Regions from separate parts of the Homo sapiens genome. Here all the other regions are linked to region 1. Evidence: chromatin loops called from intact Hi-C (ENCODE). Cell type or tissue: PC-3. All regions are shown on one strand. Each heading gives the region's core, and the rest is flanking DNA. Links, peaks and the distances in the headings are about the cores only.

Region 1 (5,391 bases), core at 861-4,860:
TTGGAGGGGGTTTGAGCTCACTATCAGGAAATTAATATAATTCATTTGCTGAGATCCAGCCTCTCCTGCTAAATCTCTTGAGTCCCAATCACCCTCCCTAATCTAAGAACAATTAAGCTATTCCCCATTTTTCTAACCCATTTATGGAAAGTAGTGTTTGGGGCCAGTGTGGTGGCTCACACCTGTAATCCCAGCACTTTGGGAGGCTGAGGCAGGGAGATCTCCTGAGGTCAGGAATTCGAGACCAGCCTGGCCAACATGGTGAAACCCCATCTCTACTAAAAGTACAAAAATTAGCCAGGCATGGTGGCACACACCTGTAATCCCAGCTACTTTGGCAGGCTGAGGCAGGAGAATTGCTTGAACCCGGGAGATGGAGGTTGCAGTGAGTTGAGATTGGACCACCACACTCCAGCCTGGGTGACAGAATGAGACTCAGTCTAAAAAATAAAATAAAATAAAAGTAGTTAGTTTGGGTTTATATGTCTAAGCTGTCCTCCAAAATATCCATTTTGATTGCTGTATTACTCAGGATAGTGATGGTTTGTGGGAGGAGGGAGGGTTGTGATTTGAACAGTGCACACAGAAGGTTTTCTGGGGAGGCTGGAAAATTTTTTTATTTTTTTCTTCTTTGAGACAGGATCTCACTCCAGTTGCCCAAGCTGGAGTGCAATGGCACAATCTCGGCTCACCACGGCCTCAACCTCCCGAGCTCAGATGATTCTCCTACCTCAGCCTCCTGAGTAGCTGGGACTACAGGTGCACACCACCACGCTTGGCTAGTTTTTTATATTTTTAGTAGAGATGGGGTTTCGCCATGTTTCCCAGGCTGGTCTCAAACTCCTGGACTCAAGTGATCCACCTGCCTCGGCTTCCCAAAGTGCTGGGATTAGAGCCATGAGCCACCACGCCTGGCCTTATTTCTTAATCTGGGTGGTTTTACCTTATAATAATAAATTAAGCTATACATTTGATTTGTGTGGTTTTCTTTTCTATGCCATGTTTTACAATAAAAGATTAAAATATATGTCCCTCAGTTACCTTTCATTTTCCACTGCTCTTCAGTTTGCAAGACTAAAATTCATTTTTCTTTTTGAGACAGAGTCTTGCTGTGTTGCCCAGGCTGGAGTGCAGTGGTGCGATCTCGGCTCACTGCAACCTCTGACTCCCGGGTTCAAGTGATTCTCCTGCCTCAGCCTCCCAAGTACCTGGGATTACAGGCGCGCACCACCACACCCGCCTAATTTTTGTATTTTTAGTAGAGATGGGGTTTCACCATGTTGGTCAGGCTGGTCTTGAACACCTGACCTCGTGAACCACCTACCTCAGCCTCCCAAAGTGCTAGGATTACAGGCGTGAGCCACTGCGCCCGGTCCTAAAATTCATTTTTCAAAACAATCTAGTTTCTCCCCGAGTCAAAGCAAACCTGATTCCCAGACATAGACTGCTCTGAAAATGGGCTTTTTCAATTACTACAAATCGGATATTCCCCTTTATTGTCCACCAGTAAAACTGACCACCCTCTGGTGGCTGAATCCACAGCCATGGCAAGGGTCTGGGCAGTCAACCTGTCAGGCCAATGCCGGGCCTGAGAGTGGAGGAGGGTAGGACTCAGGGACCTCTGAACCTGCTTCGTGAGCCTAAGGGCTTAGCTTGGCCACGGTTCCCTATTAATAGGCTCTGGGTCATGTACAAAACAAGAGAAAGATGACAGAATCTGGGAAGGCTGCTACCACTAGCGACCTAAGGACTCAAAACTTCACACACAAATATGAAGAACCATATATAAAGAAGTGGCTATGGCTGGGAGTGGTGGCTCACACCTATAATCCCAGCACTTTGGGAGGCTGAGGTGGGTAAATCACTTGAGCCCAGGAGTTCAGGACCAGCCTGGGCAACATGGTGAAACTCCACCTCTGCTAAAAGTAGCAAATATTAGCCAGGCGTGGTGGCACACACCTGTAATCCCAGCTACTCGGGAGGCTGAGGTGGGAGGATCACCTGTGCCCAGGAGGCGGAGGTTGAAGTGAGCCGAGATGGTACCACGGCACTCCAGACTGGGTGACAGAGGAAGACCCTGTCTCAAAAAAGAATTTAAAAAAAAGTGGTCATATATAAAAAGCTGCTTTTTCCAGTTTAAAGTTTCCATTTGCAATACATTGGATGAGAATGGGTGAAGGGGCGCCAGCAAGCTGTGGTGGCATAAACTGCTTGACTCACAGTGACTAAAACCTCTGTCTATTTGAAGTGAGCCTTTGCCAGACCCAAAAGGCTCTATTTTCCAAATCACCTGATACCACCTTTGGTCAAGGCACTAGCCATGGCAGCTGCACTAAGCCACAGGCTCCCATAAGCTATTTTTATCTCAAATACTCACTAGGACCCACTGGGTAACCAGTATGCTCAGGGAAAGGTTTGGGGCCCTGAATCCTACCTTCCACCCCAGAGGGATAAAGACCATGAGGACGGTGAGGAAGCATTTTTATTAAATGGTTGATTGAGGCTCCTGTATGCCCTCAGAACAAGGCTTTTCAGTAAAAGCAGGTCAGAGAATTTGACTTCGGCCAGGAGGTCTTAGCAAGAAATCCTGCTCCCTCTTTCTGAATCAGAGTTCATGACCCCAACCAGCTGCACGGAGGAGGATGGCTGCCCTGCTCAGAGAGGCCAGGCCCTTTATGGTCACCACGTGGAGCCGGGAAGGAGAAGAGAAGAAATAGGGTCATGAATTCCCACCCAGCAATCGGACATTTCCCTCCCTGGGCTCAGCAGTCTTGCCCTCAGACCTGGACTTGCCCCCTTCCTCAGCAGCACTTTCAGAACAATCCCTTAGCCCACAGCGTGGCAATAAACAACCGTGCGGTAAACAGAGCTTGTCTTCTTTGAGTCCCCTTGAGCCCAACGTCTTCGTGCTGCCCACCAGGCCACCCCCACGCAGTGTCTCCTACTCCAGCCAGAGCTCGGGGCACCGCCCCATCCCGGGTCGCCTTTCACCGCCAGCCCAGCAGGGGCCGCCAGAGCGATGCAGATGAAGCCAGAACCGCGCCCGGGCCGCGGAAGGAAGACTCCCACGGGCCGCCCTCGGTTCTTGACGCTCAGTCCAAGTGCCCAGTGGGGACAGGCGCTCTCAGGCTCCGGTTTGGAGCTCTCCTTACCCTTCTCAGAGGTGAAGACTGAGCCAGACTCCTTCCGTTTTATTTTTATTTTGTATTTTTTGTAGAGACAAAGTCTCACTTTGTTGCCCAGGCTGGTCTCAAACTCCTGGGCTCAAGCAATCTTCCCGCGTCGGCCTCCCAAAGTGCTGGGATTACAGGCGTGAGCCACCGCACCTGGCCCCGTTTTATTATTTTAAAAAATGTTGGCCGGGCGCAGTGGCTCACGCCTGTAATCCCAGCACTTTGGGAGGCCGAGGCGGGCGGATCACGAGGTCAGAAGATCGAGACCATCCTGGCTAACATGGTGAAACCTCGTATCTACTAAAAAATACAAAGAAAATTAGCCGGGCGTGGTGGCGAGCACCTGTAGTTCCAGCTACTCGGGAGGCTGAGGCAGGAGAATGGCGTGAACCCAGAAGGCGGAGCTTGCAGTGAGCCCAGATCTAGCCACTGCACTCCAGCCTGGGCGACAGAGCAAGACTCTGTCTCAAAAAAAAAAAAAATGTTTATTACTTCCCTTTCAAAGCTCTAGATATAGATAGATACAGATTTTTAATGCCAAAACAAAGTTACTGAAAGTGTGGTATATCTCAAATGTGTATACTTAGCAAGTCAAAGCTGTGACCCCCACACCCAAATAAATAAATAAATGAGTAAAAGAAAGCCAGGCATGGTGGCTCACGCCTATAATCTCAGCACTTGGGGAGGCTGAGGCAGGAGGATCACTTGAGTTCGGGGGTTCGAGACCAACCTGGGCAACAAAATGAGACACCATCTCCACAAAAAATACAAAAATTAGCTGGGCATGGTGGCGCATGCCTGTAGTCTCAGCTACTTGGGAGGCTGAGGTGGGAGGATCACTTCAGCCCAGTAGGTCCAGGCTGCAGTGAGTGGTGATGACCCACTGCACTCCAGCCTGGGTGACAAAGCCAGGCCCTATCTCAAAAAAAGAAAAAATGCCCAAAGCTGTATTTTGTATTTTTTGTAGAGAGAAAGTCTCACTTTGTTGCCTAGGCTGGTCTCGAACTCCTGGGCTTAAGCGATCTTCCTGCGTCCGCCTCCCAAATTGCTGGGATTACAGGCGTGAGCCACCGCGCCTGGCCCCGTTTTATTATTTTATTATTTTTTTTATTTATTATTATTTTTAAAAATGTTGGCCGGGTGTGGTGGCACACACACACACACACACACACACACACACACGCAGAGAGAGAGAGAGAGTTGACGAAAAGAGTCAAACTGTGTAAAATATTTGAAGAGATTTATTCTGAGCCAAATATGGGTGACCATAGCTTGTGATACAGCCCTCAGGAGACCCTGAGAACATGTGCCCAAGGTGGTAGGGGCACAGCTTGGTTTTATACATTTTAGGGAGGCATGAGACATCAGTCAACACATTTAAGATGTACATTGGTTAGATCCAGAAAGGGGGGACAACTCAAAATGGGGAATGGGGTACAGAGCCTTCAAGATTATAGGTAGATTAAAAAATTTTCTAGGCCGGGTGCAGTGGCTCATGCCTGTAATCCCAGCACTTCGGTAGGCTGAGGTGGGCAGATCATCTGAGGTCAGGAGTTTGAGACCAGCCTGGCCAACATGGCAAAACCCTGTCTCTACTAAAAAATACAAAAATTAGCCGGGCGTAGTGGCAGGCACCTGTAATCCTAGCTACTCAGGAGGCTGAGGCAGGAGAATCATTTGAAGCTGGGAGGCGGAGGTTGCAGTGAGCCAAGATTGCACCACTGCATTCCAGCCTGCACTCAAGACTCCATCTCAAACAAACAAACAAAATTCTCATTGGCAATGGTTAAAAGAGTTATCACTAGAATGAAATATCTAGGTTATGATAAGAGGTTATGGAGACCAAAGTTTTATCATGCAAATGAAGCCTCCAGATAGCAGGCTTCAGGAGAGAATAGATTGTAAAGGTTATTTATCAGACTTAAGGTCTATGTTGTTGTTAATGCTGGTCAGCTTTTCCTGAATTCCAAAAGGCAGGAGGGCATTATGAGGCAGGTCCAACCCCCACTTCCCCTCATGGCCTGAAAACAGTTGTTCAGGTTAACTTTGGAGTGGCCTGGCCAAGAGGAGGGAGTCTCTTCAGATGGTGGGGGTAGCCTTAGATTTTTATTTTTGGTTTACAACAAACACACACACAGAGTCCCATACACACATATGTGTATATATACATATATAATGCAACATAACAGAGCAATTCACAAGCCATATGAAGATAATG
Region 2 (4,000 bases), core at 1-4,000, 140 kb before region 1:
GATACTTGGAACTGTATCTATTTGGAGATACTAAGTAGCTTGTGGTAAGAATATGGATGATGAAAACAGACTCTAACAATTTAATAGTATTTAGCACCTCCAACCTACTTTAGGTTTTTCACATTCATTCAAATATTAATCTAAAACAGAATAAATATTAGATTAGAAAATCAATAAAGCCTAGTTCAATAACCTATTTGGGTCTTATCTTTATACAGTCAACTTTCCAATTCTCATTGGCATCATGATTTAATCTGCTTAATTAAGAACTCTGTTGACATAAATGGAAGTCTGCTCAATGGGAACTGGAAGAGAAGAACTTTCATTCAAAATAATTACCTTTTGGATTCAGGGAAGGGGAGAACCAAAAATTTTGCAAAGAATGCCCAGCTCAGTATGACTTACTCCTCCGTGATTAGAGGTGATCGAATCTATTCCCTTCATCCTTGTAAGGCCTACTACTTGCTTCAGTTACTCAGAACTATCAGATAATGGGGTATGCCCCATAATGTTACAGTAGTTCTCTCAGATGATGAGATTATGGGAAAATTTCTTTCTTTCATTTGCTTGGTTTTTAGCTTCTCGTTGTATTGATCAGAAAAGCAGAACTAGAGGGTTACCTGGGGAGGCACTAGGGTCACGGAGCCAACCTTTGGCCTGGTTCAGTTTGGAGTCTATGGAGGCCAATGCTCTCTTCATGGCTTCAGTGTCCTTTTGGGAAGAAATCCCACCATTATTTTCTTTGCAAAAGTTGAGATACCATGATAGAACGTAAGACAGAGAAGAAGTTACAGCATTAACATACATAGCTAAGGTAGTCAGTCCTACGAAGGCCTTAAAAATATTGTCACCACACCACAATTCTCATTTCTGTCAAAATGCAGCATCTTGCATGCAAATATTCAGTTAATTCTACTCTGTTGCTAAACAGAGTGGAATTGGGTTCCCTATTGCTAAAACTGTGAAAACTGGTAAAATTGCTCAAGCCAGAATATGTTTAATGTCTTCAGCAGGAAAAAGCCCTGTTGTCACATGCCTCATTGTCAGCCTTTCCACTAGTCAACATTCATCTACTGCAGCCTTGCCAAAGCCCTTCCCACCTCAGGGAAGCCTCGTTAGTATGTGGTGCCACAAATCACAGTTCTTTTACATCTTGTTTTGAAATGCACACACTGGATGATATTTCACTATATTCAATTAACCTGAAAAACTTGGAATTACTGGTTGGAAGAAACAATTGAAAATGTTAATCTAGCAGTTTAATTTTAATTCTACAAATAAACCCCTCAAAGTAATATAATTTAGAAGTGTTTTCTGACCTTCCCTGCTATTCCTCCTTCTTAGTTCCCTTACTATCCCTCACCTGGAAGAAGATGCAGGATAGAATAAATGGGTCTCAGCTTATTTTTTACAACCAGGATTCACGAGGACTATCAGGAAACTAGCATAAAATCTCCCAGGATACACCAGGAGAAGCTGAAACAACAGACTAATCACTTTAAATGTATTTAAGTATTTCCGTAAATTTTTTTAAACACATAAAAACACAGAGAACAATATAACACCAGCCATCTCTTAAGTCTCTATTTAGCATCTTCAAAGACCATCTATCCTCCTTTTTGCTGTAGGAAACTGACTCTTACAGAGTTAAGCCATCAAAGCACAAAGTTAACCTCTAAAATTCTAGGCAATGTCCTAGCTTCCTTCAGTTTCCAATCCTGCACAACTGGGGTTCTTAAAGGTGTTGCACCACTAGTTTTCCACACGGGGGCACCAGGAGCATCCCCACTTCCAATTCAAAAAAAGATACAGCACTATCACAAATAAGCATTGGCAGCACCCATAGTTAGGCTCAAGGTCCACAACTGTTCCAAAGCCCCCTATTCAAAAGACAGATCTCTCAACTGTCGGAATCCCTCCTTCCCCTTCTAAACAGACACAGATGATTCTCCTGTTGAATCCTTGGCTATCTAAGGCTCTAAATAGCAAATTCTCAGCTATAGCAATGAAAAAGAAGTGAACTAAATTACCAAAAAAATTGAAAACAAAATATTTTTATTATCAAGTTATATGTAACCATGGTAGCTGTCAATAAAAGGCAGAATCATAAGAGGATCTATTTCAAAATCCACTTGTAATTAGAAGAAGATATGTGGTATTTTTAAGTGCTTTGATTCTCAAATGGTTTGAATATCAGCAAATCTCTCCTATCATGTCTTAAATTAATTTGTGCAGAAAACGTTGCCTTCAAAATTAATGCAAAGGTCAACTTTAGCTTAATTCCAAATTAGCAAGGCCTGAATCAATAACTTTTTAAAAGACTTGAGGCCAGGCAACTCCTAACCTCAGAGAACTGGGTAGCCTTCAGGATCTAACACAAGTTATCTAGGCATAGGTTTTCTTTTAATCACAAACTCTTACTTAGGAAGTGTGTGGACATCCTGGAGAATAATTATGTCAATGTAAAAATATTTCACTTAAAACCTGTTAAACCATTTTCCTAACACACTTTTATTTTCAGTGAGAAAAGCAATAGGTATTTATTACATTTCAAAAATCTAAATTCAAAGGGAAACGAAGGTCAGAAATTTTTATGTCTACTCTAACATTAAAGGCTACTAGTTAGGAAACTAAATTCAACTGACATGCATTGAATTTAATATGCATTCCCTGCATGTTAGGTTCTGTTTTAGCTACTTTCCCCCTCCTTACCTCATTGAATCTCAAATTTAAATGTCATTTAAATAATACTACAAATTAAGAAACAGGAACTGACTCCTACAAACCTAATTTGATCTCAGGTTTGTTGACTCCAAACCTCATTGCTTATCAAATGAAACAAGATTTTTTTTTCTTTTACCAAGGAGAGTTGCTAAAGATTCTACTAATCTCCAACAATAGTCAGCAAATCTCTGCCTTGTCAGTTTTGACTTTGGTTAATACTGCAGAGAAAATAAGCTCCAGAAATCAAATTCATAATCTACACTAACAAAAATGACTGCTTTTATTCTCCAATGCCCAAAAATGATTTGAAACACAATGGAAAAAATAGTTTTTGTCTATTCAGCATCCTCAAAAATCATTTCTTTTTTTCTCCTTAATAAAGCTCTAATGGCCAGTACTGCAAGGAAAGAATGTAATTCTCAGGAAGTGAGTAATTTACTGCTCAGTGGGAGGTGTGACACCGTCAAGAAGTTAAAATTAAGAGATGTTCATTTTCCCCTAAAAGGAACCAATAGCCAATTTTGAATGAAGCTGCATTTAATAACTGCGACTTTCAATAAGTTACCAAAATTTTTAACAGCATTAATTTTAGACAATTTCAGAGATTTAAAACAATAACTGAAAGAGCCATCTTAAATTCTTTCTGGAAAACAGTAGGTTATAAGTAACCATTTTATGTTAGTCATATCTAGTAAAAACAAACATGTCTAAGGGAATTTTTTTCTCCTAAGACTTTCATATATATTTCTTTTGAAAGGCAATATTTATTATAGAATTGACAGAATTCTGTCATAAGCATGTAAGTATACAAACAATGAATATGACATAAACAAATTCACTGGACAACTAGGACAGAAGTCAATTTGGGGATATATTTATAAAGGGTGAAAATAATCGTAACCCTTGTGGTCAGCCATGCTTTGTACCACAAACCATTTTGCTAAACCTTGTCATGTAGGTCTGTATATTTCAGGTCAGTATAATTCAGATATGAAATAGAAGAGAGAAAAACTGCACCTTCATTTGAGTATTCTTCTCTGTAAAAGCTCAACTTTGGGAAAAAGAAAAGTCTCTACCAATTTCTTATCTGTTTTTGGTTTGTTTTTCAGGGGGTTTGTGGGTGTTGAAAGAGTGAAGTATAAAAAGACCAGGTCTAGTCATGTGGCTTTGGGGACAGCTGGCCTGAATCTATCTGGGTCCTCCCCCACCATGTTATGCTCCTTCTTAACATAAAATTCTTATGAATTCATGTTTTAAATGAAAAAAATACAGTGCC
Region 3 (5,391 bases), core at 701-4,700, 92 kb after region 1:
CCTTGTCCCTAGACCACCATGACCAGCCTTGCCGTGGGGCTCCTCCAACTTGAGGACCGTTCCCCGGCCACATGCCTCAGCCTCTGCCCTCCCTGGAATCCCTGGTGCCTCCCTCACCCACGCTCTCAGGCGCCTGTTCAGCCTGCCTTTCCCGCCTTGGCTCTTCCCCCAGCCTTGCTTTTCTCGAGGGTGATGTCCCTACAACCTGGTTTTGATCATCCTGCCTGCAGCTTATCTGGCTTATGTGGCAGCTCTGGCTGCTTCTGGAGAGTGGGGGAGTGCAGCTTCCTCACGAATTTCTCAACCTTGAGAGGCCAATGTTTGCTGATCAACTTCAGATGCTTCAGCCTCGGGAAGAATTCTCAAGTGGGGAGATGAATTCCAGTGCCAGCAGGGGAGGACGAGGCTCTGGGACGGAGGAGGCAGTGATGGCTCAGGGAGCCTGCGGGGAGGAGGGAGAGCTATAGGGAGGGGGCCCTGAGGGGGGGTGACTGTACCAGTGGGCTTGGCCTGGCTCTGCTGGGACACTTCGCACTTTTGCCATTTTTGGCCAGAAGGCGCTCCCTGCTAGCCCGGCTCTGTTCTAATTATACATCTCTGTGGAGACTCGCCTCTATAGCTCAGTCTTAAAGTTTCTGTGGCCCACTCTTGGGCTGTGTCCTATGGGGAGGCCCGAGTTTCAGCCCCCAGGGACCCAGTACGACCCCTTGGTTCTTGTGGCATCCCCAGCATCAGATTTTAGGAATAGTAAGTCCAGGCCACCCAGCCCCATACACTGGGATGCTCTGCAGATGTGCTTAATATACCAGATAGTGCCTGATGACGGGGGTCTATATTCTAGGCCAAGTTCCTCAGCCTTGGTGCTACTAACGTTTTAGGCCAGGTACTTCCTTGTTGTGAGGCCTCTCCTGTGCATTGTGGCAGACATTTAGAAGCATCCTTGGCCTCTGCCCACCAAATGCTGGGAGCACCCCTCCTCCAGTTGTGACAACCAGAAATTTCTCTAGGCATTGCCAAATGTCCCCTGCGGTGGGGGGGGGCGGGCGGCAAATTCATTCCCAGTTGAAAACCACTGCTCTAGACTGCCCCCGCTCCCTGTCAGGAGTTTGATGACAGGGATGGCAGGATGGTTTGCTATGTGGACAGTCTGATTTACGTGTGTGACTGTGGCTGGGCGCAGTGGCTCACGCCTGTAATCCCAACACTGAGAGGCCAAGGTGGGTGGATCACTTGAGCTCAGGAGTTCAAGACCAGCCTGGGCAACATGGTGAGACCTTGTCTCCACAAAAAAATACAAAAATTAGCTGGGCACGGTGGCTCATGCTTGTGGTCCCAGCTACTGGGGAGGCTGAAGTGGGAGGATTGCTTGAGCCCAGGAGGTCAAGGCTGCGGTGAGCTGTGTTCACGACATTGCACTCTAACCCAGGCAACAGAGTGAGACCCTGTCTCAAAAATAAAATAATAAAATAACTTTGGGTTTTTTTCTCTACGCAAAATCATCAGAAGTGCTCCTTAAATGCCCTGTTTGGAAGCTCTTAAGTACATTGTTTCTTAAAGGTATCTTTGTACTTGTTTTAGCTGCCTTACTGGATGCCAGACCTCAGGGCAGCTATTGGGTCTTGTCCATCTTCATTATCCTAGGCACTCAATAAACATTTAGGGAAATGAATGAGTGCACCCACCGCCAAAGTAGCTTAGGTTGTTTAGTTGGACTCTCCTTCCTAAGTTGCCAGCACAAGCTTCTTCTCCAAGAACAAAGTTACTGTATGGAGAAAGAGAAAGAAGGAAGGGATTGGATGCTCTCTTCTTCCTCAGGATTCTGGGCTGTCTCCTGATCTCTTGGAAATGAGTTGGTTGTGTTAGACCTTTCCAGTCAAAAGGGGGTGAGAGGAACCCGTTCTAGCGGTGATCCTAGAAAAACCATTGCATCTGCCTGGGCCTCGGTTTCCTCTTTCTTTAAATAGGTTGAACAAGATGATGTGCAGAGTCTAAGGTTCCAGTGGCCGTTAAGTGATTCTCTGTGAATCCGTGGCCCCTTGTCACATGCCTTAGTCTGCAGCATGTGGTTGTGGATGTGGATGAGGTGGTTTAACCCTGCGCTAACATTTCTTTTCCTTCTGCTTTTTTAGCCACTGTATACATCAGATTCTGGAGAGTGTTAACCACATCCACCAGCATGACATCGTCCACAGGGACCTGAAGGTACTACCCAGGCTCCCCTCCGTGCCTCTGCTCATGAAGTGTTGGCGCCACCTGGTGCCAGATAGTGGTACTGCGTAGGCCCAAACTAGGCTTCCTCTGGGCTGCAGGGTGGGTGCTCACAAGGTTCTCTGTGTTTCTTCTGCAGCCTGAGAACCTGCTGCTGGCGAGTAAATGCAAGGGTGCCGCCGTCAAGCTGGCTGATTTTGGCCTAGCCATCGAAGTACAGGGAGAGCAGCAGGCTTGGTTTGGTAAGGGTGATCCTGTCTTCCCGGAATGCAGCCCCCGCCCTTCCTCCTCTTCCTGATCTGCCTTCCTCTATTAGAACTAGAAGCCAGACCCTTAATGGTCCTGGCCTCCGAGATCTCTCTTGGCCGTACGCGACTCAGTACAGTAAGTCTAGCTGTTGTCAGCACTGCTTTCTTGCTGCCTGTGGGAAGGAGCTGGAGTTCCTGGTAGGCATACGGCTTTGCCGTCTGGTTCAGATTCCAGGCGCTACAAGAAGCCCAGCCTGTCAGCTCTTGCTGCCCATGTGCTGAGAGTTTATGTAGCAAAAGCAGCAGGAATAAGATGGGACTTGGGGGAAATGGCTGGTGTGGATTTAACGAGAGAGAAAGTGGGTTCAGTATGCCTCTGCCCTCTCTTTTGCTACAGGTTTTGCTGGCACCCCAGGTTACTTGTCCCCTGAGGTCTTGAGGAAAGATCCCTATGGAAAACCTGTGGATATCTGGGCCTGCGGTAAGCCCATTCCACGCTCTCAGCTTTTCGCTGTTAAGGGCCCTCAACTTCCGATGATGGCAAGAAAGAGGCATCGCTATTCCTTGCAGGTCACACACGTGCCTGGTGTATGTGAAATTATGGTGTTTGCCCCTGGGATGGCTGTTCCCATCACACCCTCCTCCCTGCGTACTTCTGGGATGACATTGTATCCTTCTTGGAGAGGGATTTGCCCACGCCTTAGAGGATGGGTTGTGCCTAAAGAAATCCCTGGTGTGACTTGGTGACGTGAAGTGTGAGGCATAGCAGGAGGGGCTGGTAGCATAGCATTATCGGCTGGCATCCACTTCTGACTCTGGTATGGCCCCTGCCTTTCTAGGTGGCTCTGAGCCCTGCATGGTTTTTCTTGGTTCCTCAGGGAAGTAGGCGACTGACCCCCATGACCTGTGTGTTCTGTCTCGTAGGGGTCATCCTGTATATCCTCCTGGTGGGCTATCCTCCCTTCTGGGATGAGGATCAGCACAAGCTGTATCAGCAGATCAAGGCTGGAGCCTATGATGTAAGGACCAGAGAGCCGGGCAGCCAGGCCAGGAAGGGCAGATGTCCTTGCTCCTCGGGCTCTGTCCAAGGGAGCAGGCTTGTTTAGTGTGTCACGTGATACGGGGGTGTCAGGGGACTTTGAGGACCCAGGAATGGGCATCCAGGGCCCAATTCTTGCCACTCTATGTCCCAGGGAGCAACTTTCTTTTGCACAGCCTTCTTCATAACTAAAATTGAGGAGTCCACTGAAGTCCTTTGATCTTTACTTGCAAAGAATGGAGCGGCCTCATTGGTGTGCTGTGTAACACAGGGACAAAAGGCCTGGAGACTCCCTCCACTGCAGTGGCACCTTGGACACATTGCTGAGCCTCTGTTCCCTCCTAAGTATAGAGCTGGGCTTAAACCAGAGAATGTTGGAGTCCCCTTCCCGCTCTAATCTGATGTTCTGGCATTCTAAACATGACTGTTCTGTCTGTCTTTCCAAGTCTTTAAGTTGACACAGGTTCTGGAATAGCCGCAGGGCTTCTCCAACTCTGCCAGTCACAGCTTTAGGTACCACAGAGTATCCCAATTACAGGAGTTGAGTTGAAGACAGAACCAGTGTTGCAGGGTATGAAGCTCACCAATACCACATTCTTCTCCCTATTCCTGCTCCTTAGTTCCCATCACCAGAATGGGACACGGTAACTCCTGAAGCCAAGAACTTGATCAACCAGATGCTGACCATAAACCCAGCAAAGCGCATCACGGCTGACCAGGCTCTCAAGCACCCGTGGGTCTGTGTAAGTGTCTTTGCTAGTGGCCAAGGAGCTCAGGGGTGTCAGCCTTCTGTGTGCCCTCGGCACCACCCCCTCCTTCTTACCAGCAGAGATTCATTCTGGGCCCCAAGCAATAACTGAGCAGGCGGGCAGAGGACTGTTGAGGGCCAGGGTCAATAAATGTCACCAGGGAGACTCGGGAGGCTGATGGGGCTGGTGGGCCACTGCTCCTCTCTCCCCCACTCATGGCTGTCAGGCTGGGATTGGTTCTGTTCTTGGATGAGGGCTCAGGTTGACCCTTGTGGACTCCAGGTAGCCGGTGATAGAAAGCAGCTGGCAAAACCCAAAGTGAATTCCCAAGCTGGGGTTCATACTCAGATCTCAACTCCACTGGAGTGGTGACCAAGATCCAACAAATCAACAGAAGGGGTTTCTGAGTCATTAAAAGCATAAAAGCTGAGGCATAAAGCTTCTGCGCTAAAGTCCTAGGAGAGTCCTCTAGGCTATCAGTGTGGGTTGACGTACTCTGTTTTTATACACAATTCTTTCAAGCTGAAATATCAACTTTCAGACAAAGAAGAGGATTTGGTAGAGTTAGGCATCTTGACAACCACGAGGCATTATTTATCTGTCCATTCTGTGTTTATTAAATACCTCTTTGGTGCTGGTTACCGTCTGGGTGCTGGAGATACAAAGATGAATGAGGCATGGTCCCTGCCCCAAAAGATCATCTAGGGAGACAGGCACTCAAACAGGCAGTCATGTTACAATGTGACAAGTAGGTACAAGAATCTAATGAGAGTACAGGAGCTCCTACTGTTCCTGGTGGGTGGTGGGGTTACTGAAGGCTGCACGGAGGAGGTGACACCCCTGTGCTTGTTCTTGGCAAATAACGAGGTCCTCAGAACGTTAACCTGCAGACAGAGTTTAGCACAGTGAGAGGTTATGGGAAACTATGGTGAGTTGAAGGAATGTTGAGTTGTTTGGTTGTCGATGAGGCTGCAAATATCAGAATGCAAGAGAATGGGGCAAAAGATTCCCTGACATACAAGTTTCTGCCTCAGGAGTTTGGATTTTATTCTGAAAACATAGGGAATCATTTAAGGGTTTTAAAGAAGAATGAAATTTGCATTTAAGAACACTTTGGAAGTTGTGAGGAAATGAATTGCCAGGCATG
Region 4 (4,000 bases), core at 1-4,000, 95 kb before region 1:
TCTTCACACAGCTACTATAACCTTCATTTATTCCTTTCCTATGTGGTCTTTTAGAAAAAAGGAGCCAGGCCTGGAAAGGAGAAGCTGCCCAGTAGAGAAGAATCAGACAGCCCAAACAAAGAGAAGAGCACAGGCAAAGAAGGTTCAGTCAGATATGCGAGTACAAGGAGGCCAGGACTAGAAAGACACGCTGGTGTGGCTTCAGCAGAGGAAATGAGGCTAGAAAGGAAAGTTCAGTTAGTTCAGGACTTTGTATGCTAAGTGAAGGCAGAGAGGATTATGTTACCTTGACCTGCCCATTTATTCAAAGATTGTCATCCTCTGTTCTAGATCTTTACAATTTAGTGTTCTATCACCAAAATAACAAGTCGAGAACTTCCAAAGAACCACTTTGTAAAGATCTACAGAAGCAGAAAGGTATGTCCTATTTGAGAACAACTGGCAAAGCCTGTCTAGGAGAACCAAAGACAAATCTTTAATTTTTAAGCCATTAACCCATTGATGACAGAAAATGCATTTTCCTGTACTCTCCTGTCACCATCAAAACAGAAAATTTCCATAGCACCCATCTTTTCCAAATAAAAATAGAGTAGAACAGTCAGCCGTGGTGGCTTACGCCTGTAATCCCAGGCGTAAGTGGGTAGATCACAAGGTCAGGAGGTGGGTAGATCACAAGGTCAGGAGATGGAGACCATCGTGGCTAACACGGTGAAACCCCGTCTCGACTAAAAATACAAAAAATTAGCCGGGCGTGGTGGCGGGCGCCTGTAGTCCCAGCTACTCGGGAGGCTGAGGCAGGAGAATGGCGCGAACCCGGGAGGCAGAGCTTGCAGTGAGCCAAGATCGGGCCACTGCACTCCAGCCTGGGTGACAGAGCGAGACTCCATCTCAAAAGAAAAAAAAAAAAGAAAAAGAAAAAAAGTAGAACAAACAAGAAAGGGATTAATTCACAAAATGTCTTTTGTTAACTAACAGGAATCTTCATAGCTGGTGGGAAAATGTTATTCTTCGAGGTCAACTTAGTATGGAGAAATATGATTCCCAATGTAGACTACAACTTTGCAAACAGGTCAGTAAGAATCAACAAATGCTTCTTTTTTACTTTTTTTTTTTTAAGATGGGGTCTTGCTATATTGCCCAGGCTGGACTCAAACTGCTGGGGTCAAGGAATCCTCCCACCTCAGCCTCCCAAGTAGCTGGGAATACGGGTGCATGCCACCACATCTGTCTGATGCCTCATTTTTTTTATGCCTTAAAATAGATCTTATTCCTTCTGAAAAAAGTCCTATGGATTAAAGGGTTAAAAAAAAACAGAGTGGCTGGGCACGGTGGCTCACGCCTGTAATCCAGCACTTTGGGAGGCCAAGGCGGGTGGATCACCTGAGATCAGAAGTTTGAGACCAGACTGGCCAACATGGTGAAACCCTGTCTCTACTAAATATATAAAAATTGGCCGGGCGTGATGGTGGGCGCCTGTAATCCCAGCTACTCGGGAGGGTGAGACAGGAGAATCACTTGAACCTGGGAGGCAGAGGTTGCAGTGAGCCGAGATCGTGCCATGGCACTCCAGCCTGGGCGACAAAAGCAAAACTCCGTCTAAAAAAAACAAAAAACAAAAACAAAAACAGAGAAAAGAACAAACAGATCTTAGTTATAGTCTAATTAGCTTTCTCTGGGTCAGTATTTAAAAACAACCCTTTTGGAGTAATCTAACTTTATAATAAATATAGTCATGTCTCTTGGTATCTATGGAGAATTGGTTCCATGACCCCCTTCAAATACCAAAACCCACAGATGCTTGTCTCTTATATAAAACAGCATAGTATTTGAATATAACTTACACACATCCTCCCACATACTTTAAATTATCTCTGGATTATTTATAATACCTAATATAATATAAATGCTATGTACATAGTTGTTATACTGTATTGTTTAGGGAATAAAGACAAGGAAAAAATCTGTACATGTTCAACACAGATGCAACTATCCTTGTTTTCTGAATATTTTCAATCCGCAGTTGGCTAAATGCAGAAGTGTGGAACCCACAGATACAGAGAGCCAACTGTACGTGTTATCCCTTCCTAACTTTATTCCATTGCCGAGAGAAACTCAGACTTGTTATTTCTATTCACTGACAAAATTATTTCTCTTTTATTTTCTTCTTCAGAGAATAGCTTTTAACTCTTGGGGCTAGATTCCATTCAATTCAATAAACAAGCAGTAAGTGCCAACTATGTGTCCACTAGGTGGTGGGAAGAGAATGAGATAAGAAATAAAACATCTTTAGATATAAACTGAAATAATGGTAGTGAATGAATAAGAGGCCTGGGGGCATTTTTAGGGGGCTTGGCAGGGAGCTCTGTTTCTTTTGAAGAGCTCTTACTTTGTTCAGTAGTTAATTTAAATATCCTTTGTTCAATATGTGACTTTAGTTCAAAATTCTATGTGAGAGGCCTTTTGTCTTCTGCTGTTGTTATTATTACTCCTTTCATCACAATCTACTCGATTTGGTTTGGTAATGTAGAGAGATTTGGTTTCTTTCCAGCAAAAAAAAAAAAAGAAAGAAAAAAAAGGTTGGCTGGTTCAAGTCACTACCTAGACTAAAAAATATGTTAATGTAGATGTCTCCCTTAGCTAGACTAAGTACAAGAAAACAGAAAGACAAAACAAAGCTGAGAAGACTTGTGTTACTTATTTGTACAATGTAAGTCGTAACTAAAGAACATTACATTAAAAATGTGGTAGGAAGATGTTCTTAATGTATTTAGACAATAGGTTGTGACCAACTGATTGTGACCAGACTTAAGAATGTGTACCCATTTGCCTGTACTTACTGTGGCTCAAATCAATGTCATGGCATAACAGTTAGCCTGATCAATCCATTATACTGAACAACCATTCTGATTGCAGCTGTGCCCAGTACCAGGCCTCAGTCATACAAGGATAATAATAATGTAAGTGACCCATCATCAGCAATGCTTTTGATTGTTTTTCTGGGGTGGTGATGAACTTGTGATCCATCCACCCCTCACTGATATCCTTTGTACATCATTCACAGATGGCCAGCCAGAGTTCAGTGTTTAAGAGGCCACATCCAGAAAAACTAAAACTCTCTAATCTACTCTGATTTCCAACTTATTCATTTAATCAAGCACTTAATGAGTACTTCCCATGTGGGAGGCACTGTGTCTGTCACTGTGTGATGGGGATACAAAAGTGAGACTCAGTCCTTGTTGTTCGTTGACAAATGCTTAAACAAATAAGGCAATGCAGTGTAATGCATGCTCTAGTAGAGTTACAACCAAGTTTCTGCTCTGCGTAGGTGAGGTACAGGAAGTTTCACAGAGGAAGAGAAACTCTAGGAAGGCAGAATAAGAGTTCTCCAGAAGTAATGGAATTCAAGGTAAAAAGGAGGGCTTTCTAGTTAATAGGGCAAGATATGGGAAAGCATGGCCAGCTCAGGAAACATAGCTGGAAAATGGGGTACTGGGTAGAGAGGAGATGTGGAGAGGACAGGAAATTGGAAAAGCAGAAAGGGGCCACATCATGGAGGGCCTTGTATGCAATGCAATAGACTTATCCTCTAAGCAATGGGGAATTATTTAATTATTCTAAGTAAAAGACATTGTTAGGTCTGCATTTCAAACAGAAAAATTCAGCAGCAAGAATGGATCAGAGCGAAGAAAACTCGGAAGACAAGTTCATTTGTGAATTCATTTATTCAATCAACAAATATTACTTACATAACATGCAATGTACCAAGCATTACAGACAGTGATGAAGAAAACACACATGGCCCCAGATCTCATGGAGCTTACAGTCTTAGTGAAAGATAAACTACAGATTAACTGTAGCAGAAGCAGCAGCAGTGTGAATGGAGATGAGAGGGCAGGTGTAAAAAAGGCAGCCACATGACACTCCATGTGGAGGGTGAGACAGAAATCTAGGATGGCTCCCAGCCCCTGGCTCAAGTGACTGGGTCAATTGGTAACATAGG
Region 5 (4,000 bases), core at 1-4,000, 120 kb before region 1:
AATATTTAATTAGATAATTTAAATCAATCAACTAGTACTTCTCTCTCCCTTTGAATCTTCAACCTAAATTGCTAGAAAAAAAATCTTATGCTATATATCAAATGGACCAATGACAGCCTTATGGGATCTCGAAATATGCTCACTCATGACCCTCTAATACATTCTTCCCAGAATTACCACCTACTCTAATTTGAGACAATTTAGGAGAAGACCTTGAGTATGAGTAATTATTTTGTAAGAAAAAAAGAGCACAAATTCCTCAGTTCCATGTGATTTCAATTATCACTAACCAAGAAGATTAAATGTATGCCAAAGAAGAGGAAAATCCATTTAGAGATTATAAAAAGACTACCACAAGTCTTTTTTCTTCTTTTTCTTTTTCTTTTTTTTTTTTTTTTTGAGACAGAGTCTCATTCTGTTGCCCAGGCTGGAGTGCAGTGGCGCGATCTCAGCTCACAGCAACCTCCGTTCCCTGGGCTCAAGCAATCCTCCTGCCTCAGCCTCCCAAGTAGCTGGAACTACAGGAATGCGCCACTATGCCCAGCTAATTTTTTTTGTATTTTGCGTAGAGATGAGGTTTCATCATATTGCCCAGGCTGGTCTCCAACTCCTGACCTCAAGTGATCCACCCACTTCGGTCTTCCAAAATGCTGGGATTACAGGTGTGAGCCACCACACTCTGCCTGCAAGTCCTTTTTAAGGGTTCTTTTAGACTATATCCAGAAAAAGTGAGTTACTAAATTTTTTTTCTAGACAGTGTCTCGCTCTGTTACCCAGGGTGGAGTGCAGTGGTACCATCACAGCTCACTGTAGCCTCAACCTCCCAGACTCAAGTCATCCTCCCACCTCAGCCTATCAAGTAACTGAGACCAAAGGCACATGCCACCATGCCCAGATAATTTTTTATTTTTTATATTTTTTGTAGAGACAGGGTCTCACTATGTTGCCCACACTGGTCTTGAACTCCTGGGCTCAAGTGATCCTCCCACCTCAGCCTCTTAAGTAGCTGAGACTATAGGTGCACATCACCATGCCCAGCTAATTTTTTATGTTTTGTACAGACAAGGTCTCCCTATGTTGTCCAGACTGGTCTTGAACTCCTGGGCTCAAGTGATCCTCCTGCCTTGCCTCACAAAGTGCCAGAATTACAGGCGTGAGCCACTGTGCCCAGCAGAGTCACTAATCTTAAATTCCTTTAAATTCTTTCATATATTTATTCATCTAATATATTGAGGAACTATTACATGCTATGATTCCTAGAAATGGGAATATTTTTTAAAAGTCCTTACCTAAGAGGAACCTTGGTAGGAGGAGACAAGTACAAATCAGTCTTTAGAAGTATGTCCAGCAGGCTGGACGCGGTGGCTCACACCTGTAATCCCAACACTTTGGGAGGCCAAGGCAGGCAGATCACAAGGTCAGGAATTCGAGACCAATCTGACCAACATGGTGAAACCCCATCTCTACTTAAAAAATACAAAAATTAGCCAAGCGTGGTGGCACATGCCTGTAATCCCAGCTACTCAGGAAGCTGAGACAGGAAAATTGCTTGAACCCAGGAGGTGGAGGTTGCAATGAGCCAAGATGGCACCACTGCACTACAGCCTTCGTGACAGGGCGAGACTCCGTCTCAAAAAAAAAAAAAGTATGGGTGCAAAAGCAGGAGGAGATTTTTTCTTTTCTTTTTTTTTTTTCTTTCGAAGTGGAGTCTTGCTCTGTCACCCAGGCTGGAGTGCAGTGGTGCGATCTCAGCCCACTGCAAACTCTGCCTCTCCCACACTCAAGTGATTCTCAAGCCTTAGCCTCCCAGTAGTTGGGATTATAGGCATGCGCCACCATGCCGAACTAGTTTTTGTATTTTTAATAGAGATGGGGTTTCACCATGTTGGCCAGACTGGTCTCGAACTCCCAACCTCAGGTGATCCCTAAGTGCTGGGATTACAGGTGTGAGCCACCGTGCCTGGCCTGGAGGAGTCATTTTTACCTAAGAGGTTAGGAATGTTGCGATGGAGAAGGTAACTACACTGCTCCTGCCTTGAGAAGTTCAGCACTACTTATAAAGATGATTCTCTTTGCAGCATCTCTTTGAGCTCTTTTTCCAGTAGATCTCTTTCTCTCTCTCTCTCACGCATACGCACGTGCACACGCACACACACACACACACCCTTTCTGTGAGAAATAACATGCACTTGCAATCGGTCTAGTTGGACTAGGGAGGGCAGTCTACCATCACAAAGTGCAGGTAGCTCACTCTAAAGCCAAACAATCTCAATCTACTTCTGTAAAAAGCAGTCATCCTATGTCAGCTCACTGGTTTAGTGGCCGTGGAAAGGAGAGCTTTAGACAAAATAATATAAAGGAAATGGTGTGATTAAGTCTATTTAGACATATGGTCCATAAATTAAAACTGGAAAGCACTTGAAAACATTCACGTTCAACTTTCACTCCCACCAAAAAAAAAAAAAAGTTGGGGAGGAGTGGAAGTAACTCATATCACATTCACTGTTTTAATAAAAACAAAAAAATTAAAACTGATCTTAGACAGTATAGCCTTTTAGGTTATAAATACTGTCAAAAAGATGCATTGTTTGCCTAAGAGTGAAGTACTATGGAACAGAACACTTGAAAATTTTATTTCATGGAGGTCGCAGTTCCTGGAGCACACCCAAGGAAACAGGTGTTTACATACCACGATCCCTGTATTAGAGAGAGAGAGCTTGTTGCAGAGCCCACAAACATATCTGATCAAACAAGGCTACGACGACACTTGGGAGATGGGAAGGAAACAGGTGGAGGGAAGGAAGTGAGAACATGAGAATCTGGTCAGTGAGGTTTTCTCCACCTGGCCACTGCACCCAGCACCTCCCTCACTGTCATCTCCAACCAGTCTGGCCCCAGTATAATTATGTGGCAGGCAAAATCAATTGTCAGGGCTATTCTTCCTCTTTTCTTAGCCCTTGTTGAGATCTTCCCTTCCCTTCCCATCCTGTCAGGGTCTTTCAGACATCAAGAAAGGCATAGATCACTTCCCAGTCTGAGAAGTCCATCATATTTAAAAATGAAGAAATGCCAAAACAGGTTCATAAAAATGGTGGTCTATTTAAGTGCTTACATTTAATATTTTAATTGCATGATCAACTTTTGTCTGGGCTGGAGTGCAGTGGCACGATCACGGCTCACCACAGCCTTGACCTCCTGGGCTCAAGTGATCCTCCTACCTTAGCCTCCCGAGTAACTGGGACTACAGGTGCATGCCACCATGCCCAGGTAATTTTTTGTATTTTTAATAGAGATGGGGTTTTGCCATGTTGCCCAGGCTGGTCTTGAACTCCTGGGCTCAAGCAATCTGGCCACCTCAGCCTCCCAAAGTGCTGGGATTACAACGTGAGCCACCACACCTGGCCATGAACAACATCTTTTAAAACTTCTTTTTTTCCTGTGACTACATACATGGCCTTATTTGAAGATAATATTAAAGTCCAGACCCTTCATAATATAAGGCCTGAGTGAGAAGACAGGGGTTTGGGGTACAGGCAGGCCCTCAAGCTCTCTCTGCCTTCCCGCATATTAAGAACCTACCTTCAGACAAAGATCTAAGTGAAAATGACTGCTAAGGCCCCCCAAATTATCCCTTCATTAGATATTTAAGATTTAAATTGTTAACCTAAGGAATGAACTCCAATATAAAATTTCAGGCATCAGCAACTGAGAGTTCAGCCATTCTAGTATGCTTCAAATAGGAAGTACTGCCTCTATCAATTCACTGGAATTTATATATACATATAATTTTTTTTTAAATAATAAAAATAGAGCCAGGGATGGTGACTCACACCTATAATCCCAGCGCTTTGGGAGGCTGAGGTGGGAGGATTGCTTGAGCCCAGGAGTTTGAGAACAGCCTAGACTACGTAGCGAGACCCTATCTCTACGAAAAATTTTAAAAAATTAGCCATGCATGATGGCATGTACCTGTAGCCCCAGCTATTCAGGAGGCTGAGGG
Region 6 (4,000 bases), core at 1-4,000, 160 kb before region 1:
CCTGGGTGAGAGTCTCAAAAAAAAAAGAAAGCACAGAGAAGTTGGTCCAGAAAAACTAACATACAACAAGCCTGCTGATAACTGCAGAGACTTGGATGGAAAAAGATTAATCTAGCATTCTCAAACTAAGTGTCTATAGTTTTTGCCCCCAGACTTTGTATGTGGTGGTTGTGGGGTACATATTCCCTCACGACCTTTCCTGAGTTAACCTCTCAGTGGAGGTGAGACATAGTGCCATGCATTGCTTACCAGGGTCGGAAATGTTTCCAGCCACAGCTTTTGCATCCATCACCATCGGGGAGATGGTTTTGCTCAATTCATCAGAGGCAGCTTTCACAGCCTCACGGAACTTGGGATCCTCGGAATTCTCCACCTCCCTCTTAGCCACCAGCAGGATCCGGTTGGCCCGACGAGCAATACTGGTTGCCCCAGCAACCAGCATCTGAGGCTGAATGTTGGCCATAGCTACCTTGCACTTGTCCAGGTCTTTTTTAATTGCTTCTTCTGAAGCATCCAACAGAGATTTGGTATCAATGGCTTCGTCCACCAGCCCTGTTAGGAAAACAGAAATGGAATTTAGTTTCAATTTAGAAGAACAGAAACTCCAAAACACTGTTATCCACTCAAACTTCTCATGAGAAAGTATAACATCCAGAATTCTCTTCTTCAGCTCAAACTCTTCCTACATAATCAAAAGCTTCCAGGTAAACACCACAGTTAAAAAAAACAGTGAGGACATAGCCCAAAAGCCCATCTGGATTTGCAGCATTTATACCAACCGTGGTTGCCAGCCTTCTTGTATCCACCCCAGACAACCAGAAATGCAACATCGGGAGGAAACAAGGAATATGTCTGAAACCATCACTGCATCACCACCACGTTATCTGTGAATAATATTTTCTCCCTGTCCCTCTCACTCCCCAGCCATCTGTTGCTTGTTGGCAGCTTGTAGTGCTCAAGATGAGCCATGCGGAGGATTCCAATAACCCTAACAGCCTATTTCTTATTCCTGTTACCTCTCTTCAGACACCTCAGGAGTTCCACTTTCATCTCGGGCTGCCATGGACCCCAGTCACAGCAGGTTCTGCAGGGACAGCAAAAAGCCTACATTCCTCATTCCTTCTTTCCTATCTCTCCCTTTACAGAGAATGAAGACGATTCAGAGGTGCCACTTCAATTGCACAGACACAGGTTTGCTGGTGGTTGGTTTCTCCTTTTTAAAAAAACTACGTAGTTGATAAGTTGGAGGAAACTTTGAGACAAGTTGTATTAAATGGTAGCTATTGTGGTTCCTTGAAATGTGAACCCACTGAAAATGACAGGGACACTTACTGTATCCACAAACACCGCCTCCCAGCCTCTGAAACCAAACTCGGGCTCGGACTGGGCAAAGACACTATTCAAAGAGAAGATAGGAGTGGTGACAATAAACATCACGCCAGGAGGGCAGCATTAAAATAAAAGAGACTCAAAGAGTCTCTCTTCTGACAAAGTTGCAAGGCTTGAATGAGAAGCCGCCACTGCTCAGCAGCCTTAAGCAGAGCCAAGTACACTGCTCAGCACGTGACCGGCCCTTTATCCAATTACAGCTGAGTAACAGAACCAGTCCCGCTCCAATTTCTCAGAACTCATTCTTCATGGATTAGACAACAAGATTTGTATAGAAAACTCTACCTGTCATTTTTTCAACATTATCGATCCACTGGTTCTTCATGGTCTCAAAATGTTCATAAGCAGCTTGATTTCCAGGGTTCCTAAGTAAGATACGAGCAGCCGAGACCACCTGACAATGACAAAACACCTTTAAACACCAGAGCACCCTTGCTCTCCAGATACAAACCTTCAGCCAAGCTTTCTCCTCTTTACCTACAGATGGCACTGTAAAGCCAGAAAGTGGCAAGTCTCTTTTCAGGCTGAATACATGAGGTTTGGTCTCAATAAACAGCTCCCCAGAATGGGCCCTTCACAGGAAGGTTTTACCATCACAGCCTGATTTTAAGAAGGTAATAAAGTGACAAAGTAAATGAGTGTCCACTTGATACTTCAGAAGAACATACACAAAACTGGCATATGTTTAAACACTTGATGTCAACTCTTCCATCTTAAAAATCACCATTAAGAAGGATACCGAAAAGTACTCAAAACTGATTTATGAATAATATGAAGAAAAAATCCTCACAACAACCCCATGAGACAGGACAGTTAATATCTCTACTTTAGAGATGCAAAAACCAAGTCTCAGAAAATTTAAGTGACTGCTCAAGAGGTCCTGGCCAGTCAGTTACAGCATTTGGGGAAAAAAGGATTAACATTTGCCACGTATCTGGTAAGATACAGGCTGTACATGCATATTCTTAATCCAAATAGAGTCCATTAGGAAGGAGTTAGCTCCATTTTACAGATGAGAGACTAAGCATCAAGAGCACAGAGGAGTCGGCCGGGTGCAGTGGCTCATACCCATAATCCCAGCACTTTGGGAGACCGAGGCGGGTGGATCACTTGAGGTCAGGAGTTTGAGACCAGCCTGGCCAATATGGTGAAACCCCATCTCTAATAAAAATACAAAAAACTAGCCGGGTATGGTGGTGGACGCCTGTAATCTTAGCTACTGGGGAGGCTGAGGCAAGAGAATCGCTTGAACCCCGGAGGCGGAGGTTGCAGTGAGCCAAGATCATGCCACTGCACTCCAGCCTGGGCAACAGAGCAAGACTCCGTCTCGGAAAAAAAAAAAAACTCACAGAGGTCTCAAGTCCAAATCTGTCTCCAGAGTCCTCATTTTATCTATAATTGGTGTTATAAGCCTAGATTCCTGTTCCTCCTTTTTAGGAATCTCAGTTTCATATTGAAATTGTATTTTATGTTCCATGTTTTATGGGAGCTTTTAAAGAGTGTTAGACATGTTTGTAGCTTATGAAAAATTGTGTAAAAGTTGGACAAGTTAAAAAGTTGGACAAGAGGATCTAATTTATTAACACGCCACACAGGCAAAAGTTTAATGATTCAGAGACATGTTTATTTCCCCCATATCTCCTCACAAGTTCACACATAAGCCAGTATCACAAATTTATAAAGCCTAGCATAGTTTCGAATGTATCATAGGCACTCAGTAAATGTCTGAATAAATAAATGAAAAAATAATGAATTTTCTATAATTTGAATAGAAGAAAAATTGCACAAACATCACACTAAATAATGTTGAGCTAATATTTTTAAGAAAACCTATCACATAGTAAACTTTTAATAACTGTACAGTTTGGTTTTTTTTCCCAATCTTCCTTTGCTCCCAAACTTACTAGCCATGCCTTGTTACACAATAAGTAGAAAAAAGAAAGTTATAGAAACAGATCAATTTAAAAAAAAAAAAAAAACTCTCACAAAGATGTGGAGAAAAGATATAAACTCCAAAATCAAAACAAAGTAGCCTCTTAAGATTATCCAAGCCGGCCGCAGTAGCTCATGCCTGTAATCTCAGCACTTTGGGAGGCCGAGGTGGGCGGATCATGAGGTCAGGAGTTCAAGACCAGCCTGGCCAACATGGAGAAACCCTGTCTCTACTAAAAAATAGAAAAATTAGCCGGGCATGGTGGCGGGTGCCTGTAATCCCAGCTACTCAGGAGGCAGAGTCAGGAGAACCACTTGAACCCAGGAAGTGGAGGCTGCAGTGAGCTGAGATTACACCATTGGACTCCAGCCTGGGTGACAAGAGCGAAACTCTGTCCCTCAAAAAAAAAAAAAAAAAAGATTATCCAAATATTTTCCTAGTTATGTGTGTATGTGGCAAGGGGATTGCTTTACTAATTTTTTCTACTTTCAAAACTAAGATCGAGACCATCCTGGCTAACAAGGTGAAACCCCGTCTCTACTAAAAATACAAAAAAAATTAGCCGGGCGCGGTGGCGGGCGCCTGTAGTCCCAGCTACTCGGGAGGCTGAGGCAGGAGAATGGCGTGAACCCGGGAAGCGGAGCTTGCAGTGAGCCGAGATTGCGCCACTGCAGTCCA

Evidence for each region. Hi-C counts contacts between places; a loop is a spot of excess contacts. Peaks named below come from ENCODE experiments on the same cell type or tissue, not always from the same donor. Only the 100,000 strongest peaks of a DNase experiment are listed, where the experiment ranks them.
Region 2: a loop joins it to region 1, with 8 times the contacts of the local background. A loop is called at or near these places in 41 of 110 quality-filtered maps.
Region 3: a loop joins it to region 1, with 7 times the contacts of the local background. A loop is called at or near these places in 35 of 110 quality-filtered maps.
Region 4: it touches region 1 in a loop (4-fold over the local background); 9 of 110 quality-filtered maps call a loop at or near these places.
Region 5: it touches region 1 in a loop (6-fold over the local background); 9 of 110 quality-filtered maps call a loop at or near these places.
Region 6: a loop joins it to region 1, with 9 times the contacts of the local background. A loop is called at or near these places in 2 of 110 quality-filtered maps.

What each region holds. Positions count from the first base shown.
Region 1 is chr10:73,938,395-73,943,785 of GRCh38, reverse strand. No RefSeq gene overlaps it. Among named protein-coding and RNA genes, the nearest start is that of C10orf55, 18 kb to the right of the region's middle. RefSeq lists an enhancer at 2,922-3,081. In PC-3, for the core only: CTCF peaks have their summits at 2,151 and 2,975 (motif pointing right); DNase peaks (open chromatin) are centred at 2,255 and 3,005; H3K4me3 peaks cover 694 bases; H3K27ac peaks cover 2,000 bases.
Region 2 is chr10:74,079,165-74,083,164 of GRCh38, reverse strand. VCL (vinculin) reads right to left here. Exons shown (of 22, transcript NM_014000.3): 7 at 621-711. Among named protein-coding and RNA genes, the nearest start is that of AP3M1, 70 kb to the left of the region's middle. In PC-3, for the core only: no CTCF peak of the experiment used is centred there; DNase peaks (open chromatin) are centred at 1,764 and 3,174; H3K4me3 peaks cover 1,111 bases; H3K27ac peaks cover 1,857 bases.
Region 3 is chr10:73,846,072-73,851,462 of GRCh38, reverse strand. CAMK2G (calcium/calmodulin dependent protein kinase II gamma) reads left to right here. Exons shown (of 23, transcript NM_001367534.1): 6 at 2,130-2,202; 7 at 2,348-2,450; 8 at 2,854-2,937; 9 at 3,381-3,475; 10 at 4,116-4,238. Among named protein-coding and RNA genes, the nearest start is that of CAMK2G, 26 kb to the left of the region's middle. In PC-3, for the core only: a CTCF peak has its summit at 2,258 (motif pointing left); a DNase peak (open chromatin) is centred at 2,222.
Region 4 is chr10:74,033,819-74,037,818 of GRCh38, reverse strand. All of the region lies in intron 1 of VCL (vinculin), which reads right to left. LOC124902455 (a long non-coding RNA gene) reads right to left here. Exons shown (of 2, transcript XR_007062197.1): 2 at 3,704-4,000. Among named protein-coding and RNA genes, the nearest start is that of VCL, 38 kb to the right of the region's middle. RefSeq lists an enhancer at 2,993-3,122. In PC-3, for the core only: a CTCF peak has its summit at 2,241 (motif pointing right); a DNase peak (open chromatin) is centred at 2,248.
Region 5 is chr10:74,057,055-74,061,054 of GRCh38, reverse strand. All of the region lies in intron 2 of VCL (vinculin), which reads right to left. Among named protein-coding and RNA genes, the nearest start is that of VCL, 61 kb to the right of the region's middle. In PC-3, for the core only: a CTCF peak has its summit at 2,223; DNase peaks (open chromatin) are centred at 2,143, 2,774 and 3,776; H3K4me3 peaks cover 675 bases; H3K27ac peaks cover 1,808 bases.
Region 6 is chr10:74,101,603-74,105,602 of GRCh38, reverse strand. VCL (vinculin) reads right to left here. Exons shown (of 22, transcript NM_014000.3): 15 at 1,675-1,783; 16 at 250-552. Among named protein-coding and RNA genes, the nearest start is that of AP3M1, 47 kb to the left of the region's middle. In PC-3, for the core only: CTCF peaks have their summits at 1,661 and 1,869 (motif pointing right); a DNase peak (open chromatin) is centred at 1,882.